Linked DNA regions of Homo sapiens: region 2 is linked to region 1. The links are chromatin loops, found by intact Hi-C in ENCODE. Cell type or tissue: B cell. All regions are shown on one strand.

The links. Hi-C counts contacts between places; a loop is a spot of excess contacts. Peaks named below come from ENCODE experiments on the same cell type or tissue, not always from the same donor. Only the 100,000 strongest peaks of a DNase experiment are listed, where the experiment ranks them.
Region 2: a loop joins it to region 1, with 20 times the contacts of the local background. A loop is called at or near these places in 2 of 110 quality-filtered maps.

The regions. Positions count from the first base shown.
Region 1 is chr7:87,308,858-87,316,857 of GRCh38, reverse strand. No RefSeq gene overlaps it. Among named protein-coding and RNA genes, the nearest start is that of TP53TG1, 33 kb to the left of the region's middle. In B cell, CTCF peaks have their summits at 4,197 and 4,399 (motif pointing left); a DNase peak (open chromatin) is centred at 4,387.
Region 2 is chr7:88,165,643-88,173,642 of GRCh38, reverse strand. It overlaps ADAM22 (ADAM metallopeptidase domain 22), which reads right to left. Exons shown (of 32, transcript NM_001324418.2): 24 at 7,697-7,811; 25 at 5,416-5,506; 26 at 2,082-2,099. Among named protein-coding and RNA genes, the nearest start is that of SRI-AS1, 47 kb to the left of the region's middle. In B cell, CTCF peaks have their summits at 3,514 and 3,721 (motif pointing right); no DNase peak of the experiment used is centred here.

The DNA of each region.
Region 1 (8,000 bases):
TTAAGAAGTTGGAAACTTTTCATCAGAAGAGCGCCATGGAAAGGAAAGTCCAGGGAATAAAGGATAGTGTTCAAAGATAGTTACTGATACTGACATAAGACTTCCTAGAATTTATAGCTGTATTTTGAGGGAGTGTTTAGGAATAAATCTTTCCATTTATGAATGTTTGTTGTCATGGTTAAATTTATAAAGTGTCAAAAACCCATTTTAGAAAATGCTGGTCCAGACCCTTGCTACTCACTGTGGTCCAGGAACAAGTAGTATTGATGTCACCTGGGAACTTATTAGACTCTAGGGCCTCACCCCAGAACTACTGAATCAGAATCTTCAGTTTCACAAAATCCCCAGGTGATTTCTATGTAGTAGTCTAGACTGGCAAATAATAGCAGCTGGGAGTTTTGGTGGTCAGTGGAACCTAAAGTGATACTGAGGCCCATCCTGAAAGAAGTTACTGGGCAGGCAAGGGGAGTAGGTGGACTTTCCGTGGAGTGAATGGCCTGCAGCAAAAGGGTAGGTGGCACTTCCAGCTGGGCAGGGGACTCATATCTGTGGCAGCAACGCTTCCTTTTATTGAGTCCATTATGCCTAGTGAGGGAAGCCTGCTGAAATAATTTAACCAACTTCTGCAGATTCACTGCCCCATATGGTCCACTAACAAAACCTTTCTATATTTTCAGAACTGCTACAGATTTTGTGTGTGTATGTGTGTATACATGTACATACATGTGTACACGTGTGTGCATATATATGTAAAATAATTGCAATATTATGATTGTGAGAAAGGTGCCGATTTGCCTTTTTAAAGCCACACTTTCAGCCAATAAAACAAAAAATTCCCTGAAACATTTCAACCCAAAATTTCGTTTTCAGAAACCAGATACCTATCTAAGTTATAGAACTGACATTTAGAAGTGCTTATAAATGAGCTTCTAAATGAAAAATAATGTTGAGTAATGGAAAATCTGGAATCCTTTATTTAAATTCAGCATCTTCTTCTGGGAAATAGGGATAATGATACTTACTGGCGGGTTGTAGTAAGATGCATAGTGAGATACATGGTATGTTGTTGTTGTTGTTGTTTTGGAGATGGAGTCTTGCTCTATCACCCAGACTGCAATGCAGTGGCACAATCTTGGCTCACTGCAACCTCCACCTCCCGGGTTCAAGCAATTCTCCTGCCTCAGCCTCCCGAGTAGCTGAGACTATAGGCATCCACCATCATGCCCGGCTAATTTTTGTATATTAGTAGAGACGGGGTTTCACTGTGTTGCCCAGGCTGGTCTCGAACTCCTGAGCTCAGGCAATCCACCCACCTTAGCCTCCCAAAGTGCTGGGATTACAGGCATGAGCCACCACGCCTGGCCAATACAAGTTATGTTTTCTAAACTGATAAAATTATTAGAATCAGCATTCATTTACACCAGTGTAAACACAGCATTAGCCTCACTGACTATCTACATACAAAACCAGTGAGAATTGAGGTTCCAGGCAAGGTACATCTGACTCTTGAAAGCAGCAGAGCTTGACTCAACGTTAAGTTCTCAATTGTATGAACTTCAAAGCTTATTTGCGACCATATATGATAAGTAGAGTTAAAAATGAATGACTACAGAGGAGATAAGTGAGAGACCCCTTTTATAAAAGGGACAGTTGTCACCCATCTTGCCAGGAATGATGACAAGGAAGGATGGAAATTGTCATGATCCTAACAATTCACTGGACCCAGGGTCAACCCAAGCCAATAATACCAGAATTTCTTCATATTGTCCTGCCAAAGAGGATATTTTAGATGAATATAGAGCAGGCCCACCCCAGACCTATTGCTCTTCATAACAAGCTTTATATAGCCCAAGAGCTGTCTCCTCAGCTCCCCACCGTGGCCCCCTCCCAAACTGTTTAGTTACCTTTTGCTGCATAACAAACTACCCTACACTTAGTGGCTTACCAGAGCAAGTCATTATTTCTCATGAATCTATGGTTTGAGTGGGCCCTTCCAGACAATCCCATTATCCAGGTTGTCTTTTCTTTTCTTTACTTTCTCCCTTCCTTTCTTTCTTTCTTTATTTTATTTTATTTTATTTTTTGATGTAGTCTCACTCTGTTGCCCAGGCTTGAGTGTAGTGGCACGATCTGGGCTCACTGTAACCTTGACCTCCTGGGTTCAAGCAATTCTCCTGCCTCAGCCTCCCAAGTAGCTGGGATTATAGGTGCCTGCCACCATGCCCGGGTAATTTTTGCATTTTTAGTAGAGGCAGAGTTTCACCATGTTGGCCAGGCTGGTATCGAACTCCTGGCCTCAGGAGTTTATATATATATATATGCCTTGGCCTCTCAAAGTGCTGGGATTACAGGTGTGAGCCACCGTGCCCAGCCTCAAGGTCAGTTTTTGTTTTTGTTTTTTGAGATGGAGTTTCACCCTTGTAGCCTAGTCTGGAGTGCAATGGCACGATCTTGGCTCACTGCAACCTCCCCCTCCTGGGTTCAAGTGATTCTCCTGCCTCAGCCTCCCAAGTAGCTGGGATTACAGGTGTGAGCCACCACTCCTGTCTAATTTTGTATTTTTGGTAGAGATGGGGTTTTTCCATGTTGGTCAGGCTGGTCTCGAACTCCCAACCTCAAGTGATCCACCCGCCTCAGCCTCTCAAAGTGCTGGGATTACAGGCATGAGCCACCACACCTGGCCTGGGTCAGTTTTTTAGTACTAGAGCTGCTATCTGATCTCCACTTGTCCTTTTATAGTGCTTCATTTCTGGGGTGGTCAGAATTTCAGAGGCAATGATAATATAACCAACAAAAGACTGTTTGTGTAATCTGTAACCAACTTTACTAAAGAGCCATGAGTGACTATAGGAAATGTCAATATAGGGGGAAATAAACTTAAGTTGTATATTAATTATAAATGTTCTCATTATAGATTTTTAAAAAATAGTTAAGGCTTTCCCTGGACACAATCCATCTCCCTTCAGCAAAAGGGTAGGTGGCACTTACTACCTTCTTCAGAAAGGTCTTGGTGTCCACTCTCTTCAGAAAGAGAATAAATGGAGTTTCTTCAGTATCGCACAGTAGAAATCAAACCCTATCCTTCAGGAAACCCCTTAACAGAGATAAATGTATTTCCCATCCCTTCTCCAACAGGCATCTTAAGACAATAATTTGCCATAAACAATTTCCCAAATCTTAACATAGAGCGAGGAGAGGAGCTTTGCCAGATTGGCCCCACTGGGACTTTGACACTCCAAGTCTCCTGGTATCCTTTGAGAAATCTCTACAGGTATGAAATGAGGTTGTGTCTCTTCCTCATCCTTCCTGCAAGCTCCTAATGGATGTCTTCTCCCAGCCCCACATATACACCCTTTAAGGATAAACAATCAGAGATGGAAGAGTCTAAGTTCATATGAGGAATGAGAACCATTTCTCCAAGTTCAACCTCTCCAGCATCTTTCTCTTCCCTCAACTGAGAGAGTGCTTCACTTTGCAGATCAAGATCCATTCTTCTTTGTTGATTTTCTGTTTCCAGGCCTTAACCAGAAACCTATTGTTTATATATATATATATATTTAAAATCAGACCCATTAGAGTGTCTTTCCAACAATAGGTAGTATAAATCTGATGGCTGCTTTTTAGCAACATAAACTCCAAGCAGAAGCACTGATTGTCAGTTTGCCTTTACTTTGAACAAAATGAAATTCTTGGAGATTAGTCTTTATAAGCAGTAGATGAGCAGTTTAAAGAATTAACTTCTGTCTGTCCAGAGCCCACCCCAGAAGGGCTGGGTTGAGGAGGTGTGTTTTTCTTTCTGCACGTATAACTCTGTATTTATGAAGGCCATTCATTATGATCATTTTCCCCCAGTGGAAGAGAATAATCTAAGGAAAGGTGTGCCATATACCTAGAGAGCAGTCAAATATACCTTTAGAGCCTGTTTCCTGCCTACCTCTGTGCACTATTGTCCTCCCCCATCAGATCACCTAGTGAATGAAGGCAGTCAATCTCCATGGCTCCAGTCTCTGAAGCAGTCCCTTAAATGCCAAGTGTTGGCTTTACTTTTTCAAAACATTTTGACAGATTTCTTCTTGGAAACTAGATCTCTAGAACAACTTTATCCTGAAAGAAAGCAAGACATACATTGCCCCCCACTCCCACTTTGAAAAGTTCCTAGCATAAACACACACTTTACTAAGAATCTTAAAATACCTGACTGTAAGATAAATTAATTTTAAAATGACCTCAATAATTTAATCATAATTTGAATAGCTGATCATATCTTCTCTGGGTAATGACATGAGGAAAATACACAATTGGCCACAGCTGACTAACTACTTGGTCTTAGATTTAAAAGAAATGGATTTAGTGAGGAGCAGGGCTTTCTTTCCAGTACCAGCTGTGATGGAGCGACACCTTCTGGCACACATGGAGTACTGCATGCTAGAGGGCTCCTCTGCTAGGAGGCCCTCTTCAAGAGATCTCAATCAACTCCACTGACCCAAGTTCGGTTCCATCAAAAAGGTCAAAGATAGGTGACAGTGTTGGCTAGACAGTTAATAATTTCCATTGCTGACTTTACACATCATTCCTGGCTGGCCATTGGCCTTTTAGAAAAAAAACAAAGCAGCCTAAAGTACCAAGATCATCTAACATTATTAGAAATATTGGCCACATCCTCCCCACTCTTCACTCCATGTCCCACCCAAAAGAAAACTTCATATGACCAAAAAGTCAATGGAATCTTTGCAACAATGATCAGTCCAGAGCTCATTTTGGGTGATACAGGTAACAAACCAGTTGTTAAAAGGCATTTCATCTCATGTTATTCTGGTGGGCCCCAAGGCAATGGTGGCTGGGGGTGGAATGGAGGGGCGTGGAGAACACAAACACAATAATGGAATTCCTAATTTCAGAGGAGAAAAGCAGTGTATGGACACTTAAGTGTGTTAGTTTTCTAGGGCTGCCATTACAAAGTACCACAAACTAGGTGGCTTAAACAGTAGAAATGTCTTGTCTGACAGTCCTGGAGGCTAGAAGCCCCAGATTAAGGTGTCAATAGGGTTTTTCCCTCAGAGGGCTGTGCAGAAGAGCCTGTTCTATGTCTCTTTGCCAATTTCTAGTGGTTTTCTGGAAATCTTTGGTGTTTCTTGGCTTGTACAGATTTTTGCCTTCATCCTCCCTGTGTGTGTCTGTCTCAGTCATGGCATTCTTTTATAAAGACACCAGTCATATTGGATTAAGGGCCCACCCTACTCTAGTATGACCTCATCTCATCTAAGTATATCTGCAATGACAGATATATTCCAAATAAAGTAACATTTGGAGGTACTGGGGGTTAGGACTTTCATATATGAGTTTTGCGGGAGACACAATTCAACTCATAACATTAAAGAAATATTTTCTTGTTTAATCTCTTCTCCAAAAAGTGCAATAACTGTCTATGAGAAATATGCATGTGCTTATTCTAATAGGTCTCATGCTTAAACAACATGATGATAAGCCAACAGGTTATACTGGAGATAATATTGAGAAGCAAGTCAGGACACAAGACCATAGTAGTCCTCAATACCAAGAGCAGCAGTGATAGTTGCCTGCTCCTGCAGTACAAGCTGAGTACAGCATTGCTAAAAGCCTAGCCGCATCCCTGGGACCCCTCCAGACTGAATGACGCAGACTTGGGTGAAGTACACAGTTGGAATGAGAATGGATTCAGGACTTATGACTGTTCCCTGTGGGTAGGGGCTGGCTGCTTGAGGGAAATGGTTGGGATTGATCTGGAAAGACCATGGACCAGGCTCTTTGGGTTGGGGGATACATAAGAGAAGGGCCCTCCAGGCTCTGATGCTGTACCTGCAGGACTCTGGCAAAGTCCCAGTTAGAAAGGACTTTGTCCCTGTTTCCATGGTGTTAATCCCTTTGAAAATTTCCCTAACCTTCAAAGAAAACGTGCCTCAATGAGACGGAAGGAATCAGAAGGTTAGGGAAGGAGAGGCTGGAATTCCTCATTTTATCCCTAGCTCCAACAGAGAAGGGATATTAGCTGGTTAAGTGGACTATTTAATGCATGGTGAGAAGTGCAGCCAGCAGTGACCCAGTAAGAGCAGTGGGGAAAACCATCTGATCCCACAGTGTGCTCAAGCCAAGAGGACTGTGACACTATAATGCAGATCTGCTTATGCATACACATTAGAGAAAACTGGGAAAAAGGGTAGACATCTGAGTTATAATTACAAGGGGAGTCTAGCTTGGAATAAATTACTGCCTTTTCCTGGAATCCTTATTTTGTAAAAGGTAGAAGGCGGCTTTCTTTTTTTTTCTTTTTTTTTTTATTATTATACTTTAAGTTCCAAGATACATATGTAGAACGTGCCGTTTTGTTACATAGGTATACACGTGCCATGGTGGTTTGCTGAACCCATCAACCCATCGTCTACATTAGGTATTTATCCTAATGCTATCCCTCCCCTGGCCCCCACCCCCTGACAGGCCCTGGTGTGTGATGTTCCCCTCCCTGTGTCCATGTGTTCTCATTGTTCAACTCCCACTTACGAGTGAGATCATGAGATATTTGGTTTTCTGTTCCTGTGTTAGTTTGCTGAGAATGATGGTTTCCAGCTTCATCCATGTCCCTGCAAAGGACATGAACTCATCCTTCTCTACAGCTGCATAGTATTCCATAGTGTATATGTGCCACATTTTCTTTATCCAGTCGATCATTGACGGGCATTTGAGTTGGTTCCAAGTCTTTGCTATTGTGAACAGTGCTGCAGTAAACATACGTGTGCATGTGTCTTTATAGTAGAATGATTTATAATCCTTTGGATATATACCCAGTTATGGAATTCTGGGTCAAATTTATTTCTGGTTCTGGATCCTTGATCTAAATCCCTGTCTTCCACAATAGTTGAACTAATTTACAATCCCAGCATGAGTGTAAAAGCATTCCTATTTCTCCACATCCTCTCCAGCATCTGTTGTTTCCTGACTTGTTAATGATTGCCATTCTAACTGGCATGAGATAGTATCTCATTGTGGTATGATTGGCATTTATCTAATGACCAGTGATGATGAGTTTTTTTCATGTTTGTTGGCTGCATAAATGTCTTATTTTGAGAAGTGTCTGTTCATATCCTTCGCCCAGGTTTTGATGGGGTTGTTTGTTTTCTTGTAAATTTGTTTAAGTTCCTTGCAGATTCTGGATATTAGCCCTTTGTTAGATGGATAGATTACAAACATTTTCTTCCATTCTGTAGGTTGCCTGTTCACTCTGATGATAGTTTCTTTTGCTGTGTAGAAACTCTTTAGTATAATTAGGTCCCATTTGTCAATTTTGGCTTTTGTTGCTATTGCTTTTGGTGTTTTAGTCATGAAGTCTTTGCCCATGCCTATGTCCTGAATGGTATTGCCTACGTTTTCTTCTACGGTTTTTATGGTTTTACATCTTATGTTTTATTCTTTAATCCATCTTGAGTTAATTTTTGTATAAGGTGTAAGGAAAAGGTCCAGTTTCAGTTTTCTGCATATGGCTAGCCAGTTTTCTCCACACCATTTATTAAATAGGGAATCCTTTCCCCATTGCTTTTGTCAGGTTTGTTAAAGATCGGATGGTTGTAGCTGTGTGGCATTATTTCTGAGGCCTCTGTTCTGTTCCATTGGTCTATATGTCTGTTTTGGTACCAGTACCATGCTGTTTTCGTTACTTTAGCCTTGTAGTATAGTTGGAAGTCAGGTGGCATAATGCCTCCAGCTTTGTTCTTTTTGCTTAGGATGGTCTTGGCTATGCGGGCTCTTTTTTGGTTCCATATGAAGTTTAAAGTAGTTTTTTCCAATTTTGTGAAGAAAGTCAGTGGTAGCTTAATGGGGATAGCATTGAATCTATAAATTACTGTGGGCAGTATGGCCATTTTCACGATATTGATTCTTCCTATCCATAAGCATGGAATGTTTTTATATTTGTTTGTGTCCTCTCTTATTTCCTTGAGCAATGGTTTGTAGTTCTCCCTGAAGAGGTCCTT
Region 2 (8,000 bases), 860 kb before region 1:
AATTGGGAAGATCTTTACTTGAATGTCTATAGATATTTTTATAAGATTGAATATTTTTTAATGCATGCTTTGGTCTGTTGGCCTTACCACTTTGTCTATAATCACTAACATATATTCTCAAAAAGGAAACTCATTTAGAAAACACTTATACATTCACAACTTCCTGATCTAAAGTCTATTCTTTGCCATTTCTCCACTTTGAGACCTACTGTACAAACCTAATATTCATTAGTTATGGGCAAGGACAAAAAAAAGGTTGTGTTGACATATATCAAAATATATAAAATAAATATCCACTGAAGATGTGACAACTCTCAAAATATGATGGACTAGATTCCAAAAGAGTAGCCAGATCAATGAAATGATGACTCAGTAACACCAGGAGACATGAAATTATATCAGGCACATAAAGGAGATTCTTCATGTGAAAATGTTCTTAACGATATCTCTCTACATATTGAGTTAGAACAAGAAATTTGTGCATACTTTTCAATATTAATCATTTTTTTAAAGTGTGGGCAATTCCCTTATTCTGGATAGAATCCCTAATGAGAACACATCTTAGAGCACTGTGCTAGCTTTGCTTATGTTGCCTATGAGACATTTCACTTTCATTTTCATATATTCAGCAATATTAAATTACATTATAGCCTTAGTTCCTGTGGAAATGAAGCTGAATCATTAACTTTTTAATCTTATTTGCCTAATTCTATTTTCCACTAAAGAAACTCACCAAACTTAGATTTCTAATACGATCAATCAACCTCTACCCAACAGAAAGTCTAAACGGCGGCTCCTGCTCTAAGCAAGCGCTTTTGGACACAAGAGTTTAAAACACATCATGAAGAAATCTGGTTGTTCTTAAATTGTAATTTTGTCCCAGTTTTACTTTTTCCATTAATGATGAGTTAGTCACTCTAGGGAAAGGTCAATATTTTCTGTTGTCTACACAAACTGACCAGGATTTCAAATGGTAACCCATGGGCACTATATATTTATACAGATTCTACAGATACCTATGGTTAAAGCCTTATGGGAATTTTAATTTATTTAAAAAAGAGTAAAGTTTAAATTTTTGATTTGTGAAAAAAATGAAAGTTGTGATGGAGCATGACAAATTACCACATTTATACACCTTATTCATAACCTGTCACAAGCATGCAACTCAACAATGGAAAAGGTTAAGTAAATAGGAATCTGCATAAATACCATGAGTATAGAACTAAATACCATTATCATGTGTAAGACCTGGTCTAGGTTATCAGTTTCCAGGATAATATTTTAATATTTTTTATCAATAGCTAACAGCACTAGTAACTTTTTAAGTGGGAAAAGTGAAGAGTGCATTCCAATATTATGTGCTAATTTAGATTCAGATAAAATAGGCAATTGTTATAGAACAACATGAACATTTTGTATCTCTTTTAAGCTGTTGGTTAAACATAGATTTTTACGGTTATGCTATACAGGGTGTCTGACTTTCTCAAGAATATAGGCATTTTTATTATTCCAACTATGCAAATTCTTTCTTTAAATGTGCAGTTACCTAATCAATACAAAAAATTCCTTATGCAGAGATAAACAGGCTCACGAAATGCTAGAACATTCCCAACAGCAACACTGCCCAAATAAACTTTGTCACTTATGAATGGATATTATTAATATAAAAACAGTAATAAATAAATTCCCTCAGAAAGTATTAGGCAATAAGAGTGTTACAAACATGAAGAAAAGCTAATATTAATGTAAACAAATGGGACACCTTAACATAGAGGAAGTTTGTTTTAGATGGAAAAAATCAATTTCTATATATATTACTATTAAAAAATAAGCAAGACTCCACTAATTGTAGTATCGTTGGATAAAAGATCCATTAAAATTAAATGACAGATCTATTTTAAATTGCTATATTTCACAGCACCATCATTAAAATTACCTCAAGATAATGAAAAATCGATTAGTGTATGATTATTATACATAAAAACAAAGTGAACTTAATTATAATTGCATGTATGAATTCCAACAATGCTAATATGAGTCAAACCTTTCAGTTTTATGTTCACATTATTTGTATTACATACCTCTGTTCTCGATAGTTTCTTTTCATGGACAAGAAGAGAAAGAGGGAAAAACATAAGAGTTAGTTACCTCTGGAAGGACATCAAGAGGGAGCTCTAAACATAAAAGCTCTAGCTTTCATTGAAAAGTCTTCACTAGAGGATTCTGAATTACAGAATTAAAATGGGAATGCACACACAAAAATGTCACCTCATCATCAGGAGAAGCAACAAAGAGTCAGTGACAATATTGTCAAACAATTGTCCACTTTTAAAAACATAAATATGCTGCAGTCATTAAAGAGTAATTGTTTTCTCAACATCAATCACTGCTCTAAAGTAAATCTTATTTCAAACACAGGTCTTCAAACATACATTGACTTAATGAAATTAATGAATCAAGTTACTTATATAAATAACTTTTTACAGAAATAAAATTATAATTCATTCCTAATGGAATATAAACCCCAAACTATAGTTATTCCTAAGAATTTCAAATAGGGGAATATAAATGAATACCAGAACATTTTATTTCATCAGGTATGATAAATAGGAGTGAGTCAATTCGTGACTGTTAAGGATCTCCTAAGTGATTACTACTTACTCGCTGAAGCTTCACATTGGAAATACTTGTTCAATGTTTAGTCTCTGTGTTTATTTAACCATAAGCTAAAATCGACTTAAATGAGTTTCCAACTAAGTGGATCTTATTAAAAAATTGCTCTACAGGGTGTGGTAGTACAGTACCAGTGACTTTTCAAGAGTTCACTGCTAACTTTCTATCTTGACATAATTAAGTGTTAATATTTTGGAGACACGTTAGAAAGGTCATGCAAGTGAGTAGTTTTGGGCTGCTTCCTCTAAGATCAAGGATAATGTTTTCATATGGATTTCATTGGTAACATCTTTACTTGCCAGTCTATTTCATCCACATTATACATATCACGTTTGATAACGGGCACATGACGGCAAAGGTGCCAATTTGTTATTATTTTTCATCCTGGAAACTATCAGATGGGGGAAAAATAAGCCTGGTATTTTTCTATTCAACATGTTTTGCTTTTTATTCCTTCAATCTGATTTCCTGAGCCATACGGTTCCAAATGAGCATTCTACTTTATTTTTTTTTTTAATTCCTGCTATTCTCCACCCCAAGGCTTGGAGAAGGGGTAGAAAGTTTAACTGGACAAACTAATGAGAAAATGAGTTCTCAGGTTCTAAATGGGGTTTTAAATTGCAAATAGAATAAGTAAAACATCATATTCATGAATTTAATTCCTCTATTAAAATATCTACATTCCCACTATATTCCTAAACATATTCTGAATAATTTTAGAAACATTAAAACTTTAGCTATTTGGGCTAGTTATTTATAAAGAAGATACTGTAGTATGCACAAGGTGTGTCTTTTTCCTTAAGCTAAAATCAACTTAAATGAGTTTCCAGCTAAGTGGATCTTATTAAAGTTGCAAAGTGTATATATTGAGGAATGAACAGATCTCAAAAGAATGCCATAAAAATAAGAAGTCACCTGCAGAAAAAAAGTGATTTTCATTCTAATCAATAAAGGCAAATAGACACATAATTTAATAAGTAATATGAGCGTTTAGGTTTCTAAAAGGTAGGTTTTTCCAAGATTGTAAAAATGAAATATCCACTTCCATCACTAGGTGGCAGAAAATCACACACTCCAGAAGGAACAATTTTTTCTTTCCATTTTCACACAGCCAAATGAAACAACTGAGCTACTTCAACACAATAATGCTTGTGATGACAATTACTACTTAAATCATGCATTAATTTGGAGAAATGGTGTGATTCCAACACAGAGCTAATTTGCTTCTGGTGTGAGGAGAAATCAAATGACAAAAAGAGAAGCCTTCCTATCAGATATATGATTTGATAACTCCAAATGTTATGCTGAGGTGAAATACACCCAGTAACCTGCACACCAAAGAGGCCCATAGGTTTTAAGCATCTGCTATGAACTTATTATTATCACCTAACATGGTCTTAAGCCAACTGCGCCAAAGGTAACACTTTTGTAAGTATATATGGCAATTGCTTGTGAGGTCAAAATTATGAAAGAGTTTATTTAGCTGAAAAGGGAGAGCAATTAGTTTACTGCCAGGATAAGTTTTGTATGCTACAAGCATTAATGATACAAGAATTTGTGGAAGACTACATGGTACAGGGCTAGATGCTCATTTAATCAGGGAAAAGCTTACTACTGTGCTGTACTCTCCTTCACTATGACATGCCATGTCAAACTGTAATGTTTTGCCAAACTGTAATATGCTCTCTGCGCTACTCATTAATATATAGTCTTCCACAAATGCCTGTATTATTAATGCTTGCAGCATACAAAGCTTATCCTGCCAGTAAACTAACTGCTCTCCCTTTTTAGCCAAAGAAACTCTTTGATGGTTTTGACCTCACAAGCAATTACCATGTACACTATAAAGATGTTTCCTTTGGTGCAATTGGTTTAAGACCATGTTAAGTGATAATAATAGCAAACAATTACATAGTGCTTACTGTGGGCCAGGTACTACTTTGAGTGTTTGACATATATTAACTTATGGAACAAAGGCAAGTCCATTAAAAGGCATGGGGTAAATGTCTAAAATTTTGATTCTAATTCCCAAAACTTTGAGTTACCTAAGTTTGATCCATGAGGAAAAATGTGCTATGAAATGAGGTAATGCCCAGAATGCCTAGCACAAGCTGCAGGCCTTCCAAATGGAGAAAAACCCCAGGCCTGTGGACTGGAACATCATCATCAAGGATCAGCAGAATATGATTTTAAGTTGAAATATTAAAGAAAATTTAAGGTTTACTATATTTACATTTTAACTTATTAAACTTAAATTAGTTATTTGAATACAAAGAAATTTTTCACATCATAAGATTAAAGCACTTAAAAAGGAAATTGAATACTCTGGTTTCTTTTCAGATTATATAAATCATGAAAAGAAAATTGAACACATTAGATAGATAAATAAGTTTACAATGTTTGAAGGCCTTTACTGAGCAAAATGTTTAAGGTTATTAAATTCTCTTCAAAAGTTACAACTTACCAGTTTTTACAAATTTAGACTGGTTTCAATTCACTTCAAGGATTTTTAAATAATACTCAGTTCTTTTACAATAGAAGGAAGTTGTCTCAAAATCTAAAAAATGATGTTATTATCACTTCTCGCCATGCCAAGAATAAGCATTGACTGGCTGCTGAGCCAAGCTGATTTTCATTGCAAGTATATTCAACCAATGATACAAAACTTTCTAGATGTTTTCATGTAATCAAAATGTTTAGAAGTATATTTCAATAGTAACAAGACTGAGACATTTCACTTACTTATAACCCCACGCAGTTATTCCTAATATGAGGGCCAGCACTAAAATGGTGCCAGCAATTATGCCTATTATGATATTGGTGCCAGCAACACCTGAGAGGAAAAAAAAGAAAGAAGGAAGATCAGTGGTATAAAATCCTTTCAGAAACTTTATTGTTCAGTTTTGTAATCATCACACTAACAACACTGTTTGTTTTCAAAAATGAGTATTTTTCAAAGGAAAGAAAAAATCAACCATAATTCAGCAATCCATATCAGTTGTTTTAAAAATAATTTTTGGCAAATGTCCTTTTTAATTCTTGTCCAAGTGCATTTTGCACAGTTGTATTTTCCAGAAACCATGATGTCATTAAACTAAAAGAGGGAAGAGTAATGAAACTTAGGGAGGAACTTGTAGAAAATCTGTGTTCCTTTTGATCCTTACCTCTTTCTCAGAAATTCTAGAAATGTTATTGTGCATATCACTCCATTTTGACAACTAACGCAAGGTCCTTACTGCTCTCGGTTTTGTGTGTGTTATATTTTGTCTCTCTCAAAGTGAATACAAGCTTCTTAAGGGAGAAAACATGTCCACAGACTTCTGTGATTACTGCCCAGGTGATGTAGGTGATAGAAACACTGGGCTTGTAATTCCCCGTCTGGGCAATGATGGCTGTGGCATTCTAGAGAAGGAAACCCCAGAGGAAAAAGAGTTGAGTGAGCTGGAGGATTGGAGCTGATGTGGCAGGAGAGGCAGCACCACACTGGCAGAGAGACAGGCAGGCAGAATCCAGGGCGGGATTGAAGCTCAGAACACAGTGATGGCATTGTTGTGCCAGTATCCATTGTCAGGCAGGCTGAGATATAATCTTTAAGGGGATCATCACAGCAGAATGGCACCATGAGTCAAAGGCTTGGTCAATAAGCTCAAATGAGGGCTCAAAGGCAGAAAAGGCTGATCTGAATGAGGCCTGGCTCTGACACCAGAAGGCCTGTTTTGCTGATAATGATTTGTGCCACATGGTTAACTGCAGAGCTTTCATCCAGAGTAGCTTAGATCCATCTTTGCCTGCTCCACTCCTGAGGCATCCTTTTATACATCAGAGGTCAGGAGTCATGGGCTACTTGAGAAGATTTCAATTCTCCATGATAGTAGTGGCAGTCTCTCTGTCTGGGAGCCCTCAGAATTCATGTCAGACAGCAGGGCTAGGTCATCTGAGCAGACTAGTGGACTCCAACCTGCCAGGTCCTCTGTGGGATGCACAGATGCAAATGCCAGAGGATTCCTTGGGTCACTAGAATTTTCTTACTTCAAGACCTAGCATGTCTGCCCCCCCTTCCTTTTTTTCCAGGGACTTAACAGGGATCAATAAACTTAGATGTTAGTCTTGTTTATTTCTAAGTAATGGTATGGCTTTTGACACGTCATTTAAATCCATCTATCTAAATATTATTGTCTTTGAATTAATTACTGGAACAAGCTCCACACTACCACTGCTAAGACTAGGGACTCTAAAATCTTAATCATCCTATGATTTTCTTTATAAAAGTCATATTAGCTAAAACTGTTTACCCTTTCTGGACTATTAGAATGAACATATTCCTTTTTTCTCATCCTTTGAAAGTGACTGAACTTTAGGATTTGAGCATTATCTTGTATAAAAGAATACTCAATAATGAAATGATGAAATATTTTAAAGGGGGACATTTGCCTCCAATGTATAAGTTCTTTCAACTGTCTGCATTTGATTTCTATACCCCCATTTGGGCCACCCTAGCTTTTAGGACTGCACCTGTTATTTCTTATCCATGTTCTTAAAGCCCCACCAGGAACCTTGGCCAGGATTACTAACTGTAGCCAGTTCAGGCTACAGAACTGGGGTTGAACAACAATGAGATTCTATAATAAAGAATATTAAAATATTTTAAAACCAATTCTTTAATTGTTTCTTCTTTATTCAGTTCAAAAATATAAAATTATTCCTCTAAATGCACACAATTAAGAGTTATGACTACTTCCACATTTGAAAGAAATGTTAGGGTTAATTGACAGCCTCAGAAAAATCTCAGAATGAAGTAGGACAAGATAAGGCTAAATCAAATAGACTAAGTTATACGTAATATTACATATCATTACAATTTAATGGACATAATCAGTTTCATAAAATGGACCCCAGTTGTATAATTCATTATTATGAGAATGTATTTCTGATTATCATAAAAATAACTCAAATAAAAGTTTTCAGAGAGCAGCTTTCTCTTTGTGTATAAAGACTACATAATGTTACCAAATTAAGTACTTACCATTGCCAGACAGAGTGATACCAGTCTTTGCATCATCATTGTGAGGGAAGTAAGTGTTGCAATCAGAACCTATCCAGTGTCTGTTACACACACACTTCAGCTCATTACTGCAAACCTGAGATCCAAAATCAAGCTAGAGTAAATGTCAACTCTCTGGTACAGAAGCATGAAAAATAAACACTAATTTCTTATTATTATATGCTTAGAATGTGGTAATTCCAAAAAATTATTAGTATGTTCTTCTTAATACTAATTACATTATTTCTCCCTCCAGTACCTCAAGCAAATGTTTCCTAGAGACCAA